Regions from separate parts of the Homo sapiens genome. Here region 2 is linked to region 1. Evidence: chromatin contacts called from ENCODE Hi-C or POLR2A ChIA-PET data. All regions are on one chromosome and are shown on one strand. Each heading gives the region's core, a stretch centred on a gene start or an enhancer-like site at or near the end of the contact. The rest is flanking DNA. Distances are from core to core; before and after follow the strand shown.

Evidence for each region. A loop is a pair of places that touch in the nucleus more often than their neighbours do. ChIA-PET counts read pairs that join two places held with the same protein, here RNA polymerase II (POLR2A). Pooled maps may share reads with other maps.
Region 2: a map of CD8-positive, alpha-beta T cell shows a loop between it and region 1 (31-fold over the local background). The contact joins the promoter of HNRNPH2 here to the promoter of CENPI in region 1. A Hi-C loop is called at or near these places in 5 of 168 maps with a recorded cell type or tissue (CD4-positive, alpha-beta T cell, CD8-positive, alpha-beta T cell and naive thymus-derived CD4-positive, alpha-beta T cell) and 22 of 50 pooled maps. POLR2A ChIA-PET finds 5 or more read pairs at or near these places in 7 of 52 experiments (A549, A673, CD4-positive, alpha-beta T cell and 4 more).

Annotation. Positions count from the first base shown.
Region 1 is chrX:101,092,116-101,099,674 of GRCh38, reverse strand. It overlaps CENPI (centromere protein I), which reads right to left and starts at 1,471. Exons shown (of 22, transcript NM_001386188.2): 1 at 1,427-1,471; 2 at 1,136-1,231. It overlaps TMEM35A (transmembrane protein 35A), which reads right to left. Exons shown (of 2, transcript NM_021637.3): 2 at 3,308-5,102. The coding sequence ends at 4,719. RefSeq lists an enhancer at 1,708-1,767.
Region 2 is chrX:101,404,749-101,412,307 of GRCh38, reverse strand. It overlaps HNRNPH2 (heterogeneous nuclear ribonucleoprotein H2), which reads right to left and starts at 4,086. Exons shown (of 2, transcript NM_019597.5): 1 at 3,989-4,086; 2 at 1-372. The coding sequence starts at 319. It overlaps RPL36A-HNRNPH2 (RPL36A-HNRNPH2 readthrough), which reads right to left. Exons shown (of 4, transcript NM_001199974.2): 4 at 1-372. The coding sequence ends at 316. It overlaps GLA (galactosidase alpha), which reads left to right and starts at 4,383. Exons shown (of 7, transcript NM_000169.3): 1 at 4,383-4,598. The coding sequence starts at 4,405.

The DNA.
Region 1 (7,559 bases), core at 222-2,721:
AGGTGACCTTTAAACTGAGATTTGAATGCCAAGAAGGAACCAGCCCTGTGAAGATCTGGTGGAAGAGTATTTCATGGAGAGAGAAGAGGAAGACATGCTAAGACTAAGACCTTAAAGCAAAAAGAGCTTTATGTGTTAAAGAAACAGCAGCTTGGCTGGGCAAGGTGGGTCACACCTATAATCCCAGCACTTTGGGAAGCTGAGGGCAACATAGTGAGACATTGTTTCTTTTTTTTTTTTTTTGAGACAGTCTCACTCTGTCACCCAGGCTGGACTGCAGTGGCGCAATCTCTATCTCGGCTCACCACAACCTCCGCCTCCCGGGTTCAAGCAATTCTCCTGTCTCAGCCTCCCAAGTAGGTGGAATTACAGGCGCACACCACCATACCCGGCTATTTGTTGTATTTTAGTAGAGACTGGGTTTCACCATGTTAGCCAGGCTGGTCTCGAACTCCTGACCTCAAGTGATCCACACCTGCCTCAGCCTCCCAAAGTGCTGGGATTACAGGCGTGAGCCACCACGCCTGGCCCAACTCTGTCAAAAGAAAGAAGAAAGAAAGGAAAGAAAGAAAGAAAGGGAGGGAGGGAGAGAGAGAGAGACAGACAGAGACAGAAAGAAAGAAAGAAAAGAGAAAAGAAAAGAAACAGTAGTAACATCAGTCTGGAGGGAGTGGAATGAAAGAGGTAAAAGGTAATGAGCGATGAAGTCAGAACGTAGCCAGGGACTAAGTTCATATTGGGATTTGCAGGCCAGAGTAAGGAGTTTGGATTTTAAATGTCATGGGAAAACATAGGGGAAGGGGGAAAGGTTAGAGAGGGGAGCAATACCACCTGATTTGTGTTTGACGATCATGTTAGCTGCAGTGCAGAGACGAGAATGTTAGAGGTCAAGGAGCGGCAAGAAACCAAATAAAAGGCTGTCGCAGAAGTCCAGAAGAGGTTTGACTGTAGCCTGCACTAGGCCTAGGGTGTAGAGGTGGAAAATGATTGGATTCGTGCAATGTTTTGGAGTTAGACAAAGTAGGCCGTGATAAAAGAATTGGATGTAGGGAAAAGGGAAGAGGAACCAAAAATGACTTCTAAGTTTTTGGCTGCAAATAGGAAAAACTAAAGGAATAGTCGGAATGACACTTACTCAATCCCACCTCCCTGGAACAGATGAGGCCAGATCAGGAGAGGAATATGTCCAAACCAGTGGGACGTTACAGGTTCCGAGTTATTTCCTAGGTTCCTAGGAAAGAAGGGCAGGGGAGCAGCTTCTGACCCCACCCAGTTGAACCATCCCAGCGCTTCCCAAGGATCCCTGGTGCGAAACTGGCTACGGAAAACCCGACCGCAGTCACACCTTGCAGGATAGTCCCACCCTCAAAAGTAAAAAAATTCTCTTCGCCCCCATTTCGCGCGGTGCTTAAAAGTACCTCCTCACCTAAGACACTCTACCTGCAGCCGCACAGGCCTCTGACCACCGAATGCCGCCTCCGGAATTCAAAGAAGCTGACTCCACCCCACGCATGCGCTTCCGCGCAGACCCAGAGGGGCGGCTGGGCGGAGCAACGCACTCAGCTGAAGCCTGATTGGCTAGAGGTGGCGGGAGGCTCGGTGGCGGGAGGTGGCGCGCGCGACGACGCTGGCGTAGAACCAATTACGGAGAGCGGCTTGCCCCACCCACCTGGGCCTGTGAGGAGAGCAGCGAGTGGGCCGTTGCTGCTGGAGTCAGCTGATTGGCTGGCGTTCCCACTGTGCTAAGAATATAAGAATGTTCACATTCGTCATTTTGCGTATAACGGGACAATTCGTGTCTCGGTTCTTGAATTTAACATGATCAATTATAGTGATTATTTTGCCTAGGCTGACCCCAGATGTCGGGACTTTGTAGGAAAATGTGAAACCGCAAATTTCACAATAAAGGTGGCTTCTCCCTGGCCGAGACTTAAGTTAAAGGGCCTGTCGCTTTCCCCGTGTGAACCTAGGGCGTGGGAGGAAAGAAAGGCTGGGTCTGCCCTCCTTTTACCGACAATGGGTATGGATATCCTCCAAGGTTTTCTATAAACCGGCTGTCAACATGTAACTATTCCTAACCATGAGGAGTTAATTGACCTTGAAAACAGCCACAAGGGTTTAGTCTGAGCTCTCAGCTTAGTCCCTAATTTAATCTCTTATTAGAGTAGGAATAAGAGAGAAAAGATAAATTTAATGACTCTCACTGAGTTGTTGAGACCAAAACATACCTATAAACTTTAGGTAAACTTGGCGGGGGGCGGGGAGGACTGCAGTCTTAGAGATGAATAATCAAAGTTTAAGTTTATGTAGTTGGGAAAGGATACAGCAAAAATAACTTTACCACATCATATATGGTTTTCAGAATAGTTTCACCAACTCTTATTTAATCATGCATGACAACTGAGGCTCTTCAATTTTTTCTGATAGATGTTGTCCTTTAATAAAGTTGAAAATTTCTTGAATCATTTTTCATGTTTTTAATCATGTTTCATAGGCTCAAAGAAATGTAAATTGGAAGGAAATTTAAGGTTTCAACATTCTTCTTTTTGTAGATGATTAAACTGGAGCCCTGAGTGGTGAAATATCTTGCCTAATGTGACAGGTCTGTGGCAGTGCAACTTGTACCACTTTGTGGAGAGATATATATATGTAGTGAAAGATAGTGATTCACCTTTGATACACCTTCAATTTTCTCCGAAATCATTTTTCTAACTTCCCTTGGCATCACCTAATTAAGCAAAACTCCTAAAACCTGGACATTGTATTGAGATCCTAATTATGTGGCTTTCTGTCTTGCATGCTAACATCACAAAAGTGTGGGGGAGCGTAAATAAAATTGGAAAGTTGGGCCAGGCGAGGTGGCTCATACCTGTAATCTCAGCACTTTGGAAGGCCGGGCCAAGCAGACTGCTTGAGCCCAGGGGTCCGAGGCCAGACTGGGCACCATGGCAAAATCCCGTCTCTACAAAAAATAAAAAATTAGCCGGGCATGGTGGCGTATGCCTGTAGTCCCAGCTATTCGGGAGGCTGAGGTGGGAGGATCACTTGAACCTGGTAGATTGAGGCTGCAGTGAGCTGTGATCCCACCACTGCACTACAGCCTGGGCAACAGAGCAAGACCATGTCTCAAAAAAAAAATAAGAAAAAGAAAAAAAGGAAATTGGAAAGTTGGCAACCTTATTAGCATATTAAGTGATTAAACTCCCTCTTCTCTTTCCTCTCCTCCTTCAGCCAGACTCAGAAAAAGAGAGGCTAAATCCTTTGATATGATCCTTACTTTCCAGATTTTCAGTATTTGTCCAGACAGTTTCCTCCAAATTTCAAAAAGTTTTATTTTGAAAGAATGAGAGAAATAAAACAGAGAGGTATCAATTACCAAGAACAATTACACTGAAGAAAACACAATAATAAGTACTCTTCCCACACAACCCCCCCCATTTCCCCATCCCTGGCACAATAATATTAAAACCACCAAAGCACACCTAACAAGGAAAAACAACAGTACGTAATGAAAAAAGCAAATGTCCATACTGCTCAGTCCAACTAACCCTTATGAAATGTCCTTCCCCCAGCTAAACCCTACCCACTGGAATGATAAAGAAATGTAGAGACAACCCTAGGGGAGACTTGGAACTCTGCTTATACTAGCAAAGCTCAGTGAAGAATCAGTAAGAGTAGTGAATCTGTTTGGCAGTGAAACACTGGATATAGCTTCTTTTTCAAATTTTGGATGATTGCAGAGAACAGGTAGAGTTTGAGGCTCACAGACTTCTAACAGGACTGATCCCTGTTCCCTCAACCGTAACAGTGGAGCAGCTGCCAAATCCTGGTTGGCTGCTGAGAATAGTGGAAGTGAGGCAACTTTGGGCTTAAGACAATCTGAAAAAGATGTCTGGAAACAAGTTTACTGCTTCAGTTTCAAACTGTGAGTAAAGGGTTTTAATAGGTGGGGCTTGGACAAAGGCAAGGTGAAACTTCCTATATTATCACTTGAAGAATTAAACTATCAATTTGACTGCATGCATCCCTTGTTTTAATTAAATTCAATATGGACTATTTAAAATGTAAACAACTGTTGGACTAGAGCCTAATTAATTTCATATATAACTCAGTGTCCGAAATTGAATGTTTTTTTTTTTCTCCTAAAGTAGTAAGTTTAAGTTGTTAGTATCTGTGGAGAGATTCCCGGCCATGAGACTACATGACTTGTTTCATATCAGGATTCTCTTCATAGGAAATTTGTTTTATTCCGCCTTTGCTGGAATCAATCTATAAAGGGAAGGATGCCTGTGCAGGATTAGTTCAAGATCAGCGCCTTCTCTGCTTGTGTGTGCGTGAGTGTGTGCGCGTGCGCGCGCGCGCGCACACACACACACACACACACACAGAGTAGTTAAATACATTTTCCCACACACAATCTCACAGTCACATGCTTGTTGGAGTCCATCTCACAATTACACTTCAATAGTAGCCGTATACATGTACATGCAGCAAGATGTGAGAGTTGCCCCAGAGTGATTAAAGGTGGCGCACAAATGTCAATGTGGGGAAGTCATTTTAGCATATAGATGTACACAAGCCAATAGGGTCATTAACTTGCAGATTACATTTTTCACTTTCCCCAAGATAAATAAATCAAATGAAAAACACACACTGACATCTTCCTGGTGTCATGGACGCAACTGCCTGGAAGGTCCACTCTTTGCACTTCCACTTTTCTATGACACCTTCACTTTGCCCTGAGGGGCCTTCTCATATAAGGAGGGTTGCTCCTCAGCATTCCCTGGCAAAGGCTTCTTCTCAGAAGACCGGTCTTCGGGCTTGCGAGCAATCAGCAGGCGGCAAGTGAGCAGGATTCCAAACACCAGAGCATGGGCGTAGCGTTTGAGAGGATCACCGACCAGCTGGTGGAAGAAGAGCACAGCCAACACCAGCAACAGTAGGAAGAAGTTGGCCACATCTTTGGGACGCCCAGGCACAAGGGTCATGACGATGCCACAGGCCACTTCAAGGGCACCAATGCTTTTTCGGAGGAGAATGGAATTGATCCCCATTTTCTTCAGCAGAGGGAGGGCTCGAACATAGCTCTTGTAAGCACGTTTCTAGAGTGAGAATATTGTAAGGAAATTACTGCATTAACCATGATTTTAACATTAGAATGAAGAAAACACAAGCAGAGTCCTCTCCCCTTTCACACCAGCCACTGGTGTCCCATTATATATAATTTTTCTTATCTTAATTATATGTAATTAAACTAAGAGGCCAGGCACAGTGGCTCACACCTGTAATCTCAGCACTTTGGGAGGCCGAGGTGGGCAGATCACCTGAGGCCGGGAATTGGAGACAGCTTGGCCAACATGGTGAAACCCCATCTCTACTAAAAATACAAAAATTAGCCAGGAGTGGTGGCGGGCACCTGTAATCCCAGCTACTTGGGAGTCTGAGGCACAAGAATGGTTTGAACTCGGGAGATGGAGATTGCAGCGAGCTGAGATTGCACCACTGCACTCCAGCCTGGGCGACAGAGTGAGACTCCATCAAAAAAAAAAAATCCAAACACAAGCAATCTGCTGGAATCCCTGTGATTTAAACCTTAGTAGCATCTTTGCTATGGTCTGAATGTTTGTGTCCCCAACAAAAACCATATGTTGAAATCATAACCCCCAAGATGATGGTATTAGTAGGTGGGGCTTTGGGAAATGATTATGTCCATGAGGGTGGAGTGTTCCTAAATGAGATTAATTCCTTTATAACAGAGGCCTCAGAGAGCTGACTTGCCCCTTCTGCCATGTGAGGACACAGTTAGAAGGCACCATCTGTGAAGAGAAAGTGGGCCCTCAATAGACACCAAACTGCTCCCACCTTGATCTTGGACTTCTCAGCCTACAGAACTATGAGAAATAAATTTCTGTTGTTTATAAGCTACCCAGTTTATGCTATTTTATTATACCAGTCTGAATGGACTAAGACAAGCACCAAAGGTAATAAGGCGAATAATTTGATTTTATAGTTTAAAAGCATTTATGATTATAAATCATAAATAGCATTAATACTTTTTTTTAGCCGGGTGCAGTGGCTCACGCCTGTAATCCCAGCATTTTGGGAGGCCGAGGTGGGCAGATCACCTGAGGTCAGGAGGTCTAGAACAGCCTGGCCAACATGGTGAAACCCCATCTCTGCTAAAAATACAAAAATTAGCCGGGTGTGGTGGGGCATGCCTGTAATCCCAGCTACTCGGGAGGCTGAGACAGGAGAATCACTTGAACCCAGGAGGCAGAAGTTGCAGTGAGCCAAGATCGTGCCACTGCGCTCCAGCCTGGGCGACAGAGCAAGACTCCATCTCAAAAATAAATAAATAAATAAATAAGCAAATAAATAAATAAATAAAAAGAATTTTTTAAAAATTCACTAGGCCCATAAAAACTGGTACATGTTAGCCACATCCATATTTTCTAGTGCCTGCTTTGTCAAAACCCAGATGCATATGAATACTAAGCAAAATGAAACAAGGTAAGGCACAGTATGGTAAAGATTCACTAATTTGAACTTCCCTAAATTGGAATTTGTTATATTTCAGAAAAGAGCGAAGCTGGAGTTTATATTTGTAGAATCTATAAAAATGAAAGTGTTTGCTGAGAAAATAGAAAAATAAAAATGTATGCAAATGTCAGCCCTTTATATATCTTTAAAATATAGTAAGACAAAATCATTCTCATTTCATTGAGATAAATCCCCAAACCTTTATAAGAAGCTACTTTGGCTAGCTTCATTCCTTAAATTTTATTTTATTTTATTTATTTATTTTTATTCTTTTGAGACGGAGTCTCACTCTGTCGCCCAGGCTGGAGTGCAGTGGTGGAATTTTGGCTCACTGCAACCTCCGCCTCCCAGGTTCAAGCGATTCTCCTGCCTCAGCCTCCCACATAGCTACCATGCACTACCACACCTGGCTGATTTTTTTTTTTTTTTGTATTTTTAGTAGAGATGGGGTTTCGCCATGTTGGCCAGGCTGGTCTCGAACTCCTGACCTCAGGTGATCTGCCCACCTTGGCCTCCCAAAGTGCTGGAATTACAGGTGTGAGCCATTGCGCCCAGCCTCATTCCTTAATTTTGATTCAAGAAATATTTATTGTACACCTATTATGGGTTTTGCATCAATGATACAGAGATAAATTAGACAGGGTCATGAAGCTTTCAGACTAGTAGGGGGAAACAGATATGTAAACAACATAAAGCAGCACAGTTAGTGGTACATAAATAGAGATCTGTATAAGATCACAAAGTAACAGAATTATATTGATCTTAGAGTTACAGATCATTCATATTTTTCACTATCCATTTTGGCCTGTTCCTCATTTTGGAGTAAATTGATGAGATTTTATCAAGTGTCTTATTGGGTTGGTCCACTGCTTTGTTTTCTTTTAGTATCCATTCATTCATTCAATGTTTATTTTCTCTTTTTTCTTTTCTTTTTTTTTTGCTTTCCAGGAGGTGCTCTCATCTGAGTTCAATATTTATTAAGTGCCTCCTTGTGCTAGGCACTGTTCTGGATACTCTGG
Region 2 (7,559 bases), core at 2,837-5,336, 310 kb before region 1:
TATCAGGGCTATTCGGACCTGTATGCTTCAACACCCAATCCATTTCAACACTGTTAGACTTGAATACTTCAACGTATCTGTGTCCCATGGTTTCTCTGTCCTTCTTCAAAGCCAATTTCACTTCCTCTTCAGATTCAAGTTCAACAAATGCTTCACCACTTGGTCTGCCTTCTCTGGTGTAGATGAAACGAATACCTGATGTGCCATTTTGGATCTTGCAATCAGAGAAGAAGCGCATCACTTCATCGGCTGAGCAGGACCAGGGTAGGCCCCTGACCTTCACCACGAACCCCTCCCTGCCTTCCGTGCTCAGCATCATGGTGATTGTTGGGCTCTTGGTGGCAAGTTTGGCTCAATGCAATTTTGGTGTAGCTGAAAAAAAAAAAAAGAAGACTACTGTCATGGAAAAATGCTCGTGATATAGTAAGAGAAAAAAGCAAACTATTAATAGAAAATTCAATTATGCTGACAGCTTTTCTGTAAGACGTCTGTATAAACAGAGAGTTCACCAAATTTTTAACTCATTCATTTTTTAGCAGTTATTTATTCAATGCCTATTACGTGTTAGATACCATTAAAAATTAACAGCAATCGGCCGGGTGCGGTGGCTCACGCCTGTAATCCCAGCACTTTGGGAGGCTGAGGTGGGTGTATCACCTGAGGTCAGCAGTTCGAGACCAGCCTGGTCAACATGGTGAAACCCCGTCTCTACTAAAAATACAAAAAATTGGCTGGGCGTGGTGGCAGGTGCCTGTAATCCCAGCTACTCGGGAGGCTGAGGCAGGAAAATCGCTTTTATGTACCCAGGAGGTGGAGGTGAGCCAAGATCACGCCACTGCACTCCAGCCTCAGCGACCAGAGCAAAACTCCGTCTCAAAAAAAAAAAAAAAAAAAAAAAAAAAATTAACAGCAACAAATCAGTGGGAGATGTCAACAAATAAAAGATGGCTATATCTGAATATATAAACATAAAAAACTTCACTAGATCAAAAGATTAAACAACAATTAAAACACAAACAAAACACAGGTTATGTAAGTTCTTTATATAATATCTTCATTATATAAAAATGTATGCAAATCAATAAAATCAGGGAAATATTTGGGCTCCAGAGATAAATGAAAAAAAGACATTATTGGGAATTCACACATTCATTTTAGAAACATTTTTTAGTTGCCATGTCCAATATTCGGCTCTGGCATACAAGAATCAATAAGCCCAGAATGGGCTTATGGTCCTACAGGAGCACCGAATGTCATTATTAAAGATGTAAATGCAAATATACATTATACTTGCCATGACCCTCTGAGTGGAGTGTAAGCATAGTATCAAAGAGGGACTAGTTGATCAGTTCTATTGGTTGGAGGCCAAATGGTTAAATGAAACAGACTAATCTGCCCAGGGATCCATAAACATTTTTTTTTCTTAATTATGATGAAGCACAAATAGGAGAGGGAAAAGCAAGTGAAAAGACTGGCAAGGCATAGATCAGATCCCAAAGACTTTGATATACAAACACTAAGCGCCTTTTAAGACTTTTAAACCGGGGAGTATGTAGGGTGACTTCACCAAAACTCTTTCAGACAGATCACCCTGGCAACAGCGTGGCACTCAAACAGAAGGGGGTCGACGTGGAACTAGGGAGATTAGTTAGAACTTGTCTCATAAATATATGTTAAAGGAATCGCCTAAGGCAACAGGAGTAAAATGGAGAAAAGATGTATCTACACATACCAAAAAAAGTGGAATCTGCGGGACTTGATAACAGATTAAGTATGAGAGAATACAGGTATAGGAGGATACAGGAGAGGAATCTGGGAAATGTTCAAATTTAATCAATCTTCCAGCAAGTTAAAATCAGAACTAATCGTTATTTTTCACCCATCAAGATAATGGAAATTAAACAGCAACAGTAAATCAGTGCTATGCAGTTCACAAACTAATACACTACCAGAAGAGTGATAATTGATATAAACTATTTCCTTTTTGATAAACCCCACTATATCCTGAAAGCAATTTGATAATATGTATCACGCCTTTTGACAGCAAATACATTTCAGTTATGTGCCCTAAGGAGATGATCTGAAATTCAGACAGATTTATGGAGCTATATATTCTTTGAAAAGTACTTTATTAAGAAAACGAATATTATGCATTTAATTTTAAAAGTTACAAAAATATTTAATAACATGAGAAATTACTTATGCTATAATTGTAAGTGACCCAAGAGCACAACTGCTTTACAATATCAACTGTGTACAAAATACATGTTCCCATACCCTTTGACACTGCTAGAATCCTTCCAGGAATCTAGTCAACAGAAATACTTACAAATGTTCCTTGCAGCACTGTTAGTAATGGCAGAAAATTGGAAACCTAAATAGCCATCATTAGAGGAATGGCTGAATGAATTATACTTTATCCTTAAACTGGAATGCAATGCAGCCATTTAAAAAAAATCTATCTGCCTTGACCCAGAAAGATCTCCAAAATACATTAAATAAAAGAATATACATAGTATGATCCTACTTATAGTAAAAGATTGGCATGCATGTATATACGTATGTAAATAAATAAAAGATCTGGAAGCAAACTTGTTTTTGAGAGAACTGAAGGGTGGGGGGGTGAAGTGGGCTTTTCGCTTTTTACCCTATATACTTCTATACAGTTTTAATTCTTTACATTTGCTGTACTGGGATTTTTTCTTTTTAAGTTAGAAAGAACATATTAGTGGTTACTCTGAGTGGGAGGTTTATGGATTTTCCATGTTATTTTTCCAATTTTTTTATGCAGCCTTAAATTTCTACAGAAATAATTACTTTTACTTCAGCAAAAAAAGTAACATAAAACAAATTAAAATGTTTGCATTTCTGGGATTTGGTATAGGAAATTTTATAAAATTTTCTAATTTTGTATGTGGATGGTTTATCTGAAATGGTCTGGGAGCACTGGGCCTCTTGGAAACAAAGTACAAAGTGTAATAACGGCCATAAAACTACACTGAGGAAACGATTTAACAAACATTTACTGATTGCCGATTATGTGCCTAGCACACTGCATCTGCAGTGATAACAGTTTTCCTATTAACCATCCTAAGGTCTCAGTGACAGATTTACAAGCTGTTTTTTTATTTCATTTTGCAGGATTTTTTTTTTTTTTTTTGCTTGCCTTATCCCTGGGATAACCCGTCCCATTTAATTCCCTGCACCGCTCTATTCCTTAAGAGCCCTTCTGTAGGGGCAGAGAGGTTCTACTTCATTACTGCGTCTCCTGGGAAGGCCATCAGGACTGCTGGCTAAAGTGGGAACCAGGACTCTTTGTGAGTTAAGAATTTGTGTATTTATATGTGTGTTATACACATTTTTTAAAAAACTGTAACGACATCAGGTTGAGCAGTCGTCTCCGGGTGGTGAATTATGTGTATTTTTAAATTTTATACTATATTGTTATTTTTCAAATGTTCGAAATTGAATATGTAGATTGTTGTTATCAGCAGAAAAATAAACATTATTCAAATACTCTATTCAGTAAAGTAATTTATTGGGCGCCTTTGTCAAGCACGCATTTGCCTAGATGTGACTCTACAGATAAAATTCACTTGGGGCCTCCCCTTACAGACAATCAGGCAGTGGAGACTGAGTGCCTGAATGGATAGACCAGCACTCAGACCACTATTTTCAGTATCTGTTTTTCTTAACTCAGGGCCGTGGTTTTCAAACGTTTTTCGCCTTACGGTCACCCTTAGGGGTCCCCCGAGACCGGCCCAGACAGACAGATATACAAAAACACATACACAGTCATGAGCGTCCACCATTTCCCCACCAGGCGCAGCACAGGCGGCTTCCCGGCACTGAGATGGGGGGGAGGAGGGAGAGAGCGCGAGGGGGGAGGGGAAAGCAGAGAACGAAAGAGGCGGAGGCGGCCCCCGAACCCCGCTCTGGTCTTCATCATCACCACCCCTGGGTCCCCAGTTCCCACCCACACACCAACCTCTAACGATACCGGGTAATTTTCCTCCTTCTTCCCTCAAACGGCTATAGCGAGACGGTAGACGACGACCAGAACTACTTCTGCTCACGTAAGCGAGTAATCACGTGAGCGCCTACGTCATGTGAGATCTCGGTCACGTGAGCAACTCTCGGCTTAAACTCGGGATCACTAAGGTGCCGCACTTCCTTCTGGTATGGAAATAGGGCGGGTCAATATCAAGAAAGGAAGAGGGTGATTGGTTAGCGGAACGTCTTACGTGACTGATTATTGGTCTACCTCTGGGGATAACCGTCCCAGTTGCCAGAGAAACAATAACGTCATTATTTAATAAGTCATCGGTGATTGGTCCGCCCCTGAGGTTAATCTTAAAAGCCCAGGTTACCCGCGGAAATTTATGCTGTCCGGTCACCGTGACAATGCAGCTGAGGAACCCAGAACTACATCTGGGCTGCGCGCTTGCGCTTCGCTTCCTGGCCCTCGTTTCCTGGGACATCCCTGGGGCTAGAGCACTGGACAATGGATTGGCAAGGACGCCTACCATGGGCTGGCTGCACTGGGAGCGCTTCATGTGCAACCTTGACTGCCAGGAAGAGCCAGATTCCTGCATCAGGTATCAGATATTGGGTACTCCCTTCCCTTTGCTTTTCCATGTGTTTGGGTGTGTTTGGGGAACTGGAGAGTCTCAACGGGAACAGTTGAGCCCGAGGGAGAGCTCCCCCACCCGACTCTGCTGCTGCTTTTTTATCCCCAGCAAACTGTCCCGAATCAGGACTAGCCCTAAACTTTCTCTGTGTGACCTTTCCTGGGATGGGAGTCCGGCCAGCGGCCCCTGTTTCTTTCTCTCTCTCTCTCTCTCTCGTTCTCCTTCTCTTTCTCTTTCTCTTCTTTCCTCTCTCTTTCTCTCTCTCCCTGCCCGGTTCTCTTTTTTCACTGCTCCTTGCAGAGCAGGGCCACCCCATAGGCAGTGTGCCCAAAGTAGCCCTGCCCGGTTCTATTCAGACCCTTCTTGTGAACTTCTGCTCTTCCTCTGCCGGGTGCTAACCGTTAGAACATCTAGGGTGGGTAGGAGGAATGGGGAACTAAGATTCGTGCCATTTTTTCTCCTTTTGGGGTCGTGGATTTCTCGGCAGTATCTCGAGGGAGTTAGAGAGACCATAAGGTCGCTGAGATCTCTCCCACCTCGCCCATGAGCGTGGCATCAGGCTGGAAGGTTGACATGGAGGAACTTTATACATTTACACCTTTGCGTGAGGGTTGAGGCTGGATTAGATAGGTATTGAACATATCTGACCCTCACAATCCTTATCTGTAAATTGGGATTACAACCTTTTAATTTCAGGGAGCTGACAAAAAAAATCTGAAAAATAGTTCTTATCTCACACAGGTGAGTTTTCAAGGAGATAACCTATTTAAAGTACATAGCACAGCGCTTGACCATTCAACTGCGCTTACAGAGCAAATGTTCAATGGGAAAATGAATGTAAATCTACAAATCTGAATGAATATGTGTATTTTTCTGGAGAGAGGATATTTACCTTTCTTCAAATTCTCAAAGGGCTCTGTGATTTAAAAAAGGTTAGGAATCACTGATAGATGTTGGTAAAAGGTGGCAGTCACAGTACATTTCTGTGTCCATAAGTTATTCCTATGAATATCTTTATAGATAAAGTCAGGATGTTGGTCAGACATCACAGAAGAAATTGGCCTTGTAAGTTTCATGTGACCCTGTGGTACAGTATGTGTGGCAATTTTGCCCATCACGGATTTTTTTTTATTGGTATTTGCATCTGATTATAAAACTAATGCATGATCATTGCAAAAAATGTAGATAAAGAAGAGCAAAATGAAAATAAAGATTTCCCCCCACCGTTCCACCACCCAGAAATAATCATGGTTTAAATGTTAATATACAACCTTACAATTGTTTTCTATATAAATGAAAACATAGATTTCTTTATTTCATTATTTTCCATAAAAAATGGATCATGTTTATGTCATGTTTGGCTAATGGCAAGACCCTGGCACCCAGTCTGGGCTCAAATTCTGCCTCATTGTTACTTAGCCCTGTGACATTGGGTAAATTACACTTTTTTTTTTTTTTTTTTTTTGAGACGGGGTCTCGCTCTGTCGCCCAGGCTGGAGTGCAGTGGCACGATCTCGGCTCACTGCAAGCTCCGCCTCCTGGGTTCACGCCATTCTTCTGCCTCAGCCTCCCGAGTAGCTGGGACTACAGGCGCCTGCCACCACGCCTGGCTCTTTTTTTTTTTTTTTTTTTTTTTAGTACAGACGGGGTTTCACCATGTTAGCCAGGGTGGTCTCAATCTCCTGACCTCGTGATTCGCCCGCCTCAGCCTCCCAAAGTGCTGGTGTGAGCCACCGTGCCCAGCCTTACTTTTTTTTTTGAGAGGGGGTCTCACTCTGTCACCCAGGTTGGAGTGCAGTGGCGCGATCTCTGCTCAGTGCAAACTCCACCTCCCGGGTTTAAGCAGTTCTCCTGTCGTAGTCTCCTGAGTAGCTGGGATTACAGGCACACCACCACGGCCAGCTAATTTTTGTATTTTCAGTAGAGACGGGTTTCACCATGTTGCCCAAGCTGGTCTCGAACTCCTGGCCTCAAGTGATCTGCCCGCCTTGGCCTCCCAGAGTGCTGGGATTACAGGTGTGAGCCACCGCACCCGGCCTCTTTTTTCTTTTTTAGTCTATCATACCTTGCAAATACAGTGGTTCTTCCTATGTGTTGGTTTTGATATTTATGTAATCAAACACATCAGTTTTTCCTTTCTGATTTCTGACTTTGGGGTCATGCTGAGAAAGTCCTTTCCTACCTGAAGATAATACAGTATATACGTTTCTTACTAGTATTTTTGTGGATTTTTAAAATATTTAAATCTTTAGTCCATCTGAACTTTGTTCTTCTATCAGAAATGCCACATTTAATAAATAATAAGTCCCATGGTATCAGATGGCTGGAAGGACCTCTTTCGAAACTTTGTTTAATTCCATTAATCTGTGTATTCTTATTCTAATGCTAATAGTTCCACACTAGCTTCCTTTATCTTTTTTTTCTTTTTTTTTTTTTTTTTGAGCTGGAGTTTCGCTCTTGTTGCCCAGGCTGGAGTACAATGTCACGATCTCGGTTCACCGCAACCTCCGCCTCCCAGGTTCAAGCAATTCTCCTGCCTCATCCTCGCGAGTAGCTGGAATTACAGGCATGCGCCACCACGCCTAGCTATTTTGTATTTTTAGTAGAGATGGGGTTTCTCCATGTTGGTCAGGCTGGTCTCAAACTCCCAGCCTCAGGTGATCTGCCTGCCTCGGCCTCCCAAAATGCTGTTATTACAGGCGTGAGCCACCACGCCCAGCCTTCATCTTTTAATGAATGTACATGTATGTAATCTTTTAGGTGAACTTTTTGTAATGTTGTGCCAAGTTCCTTAAAAAGCCCTTTTGGAAGCTGGGCAGGTGGCCCACGCCTGTAATCCCAGCATTTTGGGAGTCTGAGGCAGGTGGATCACTTGAGGCCAGGAGTTCAAGACTAGCCTAGCCAAAATGCAAAACCCTGTCTCTACTA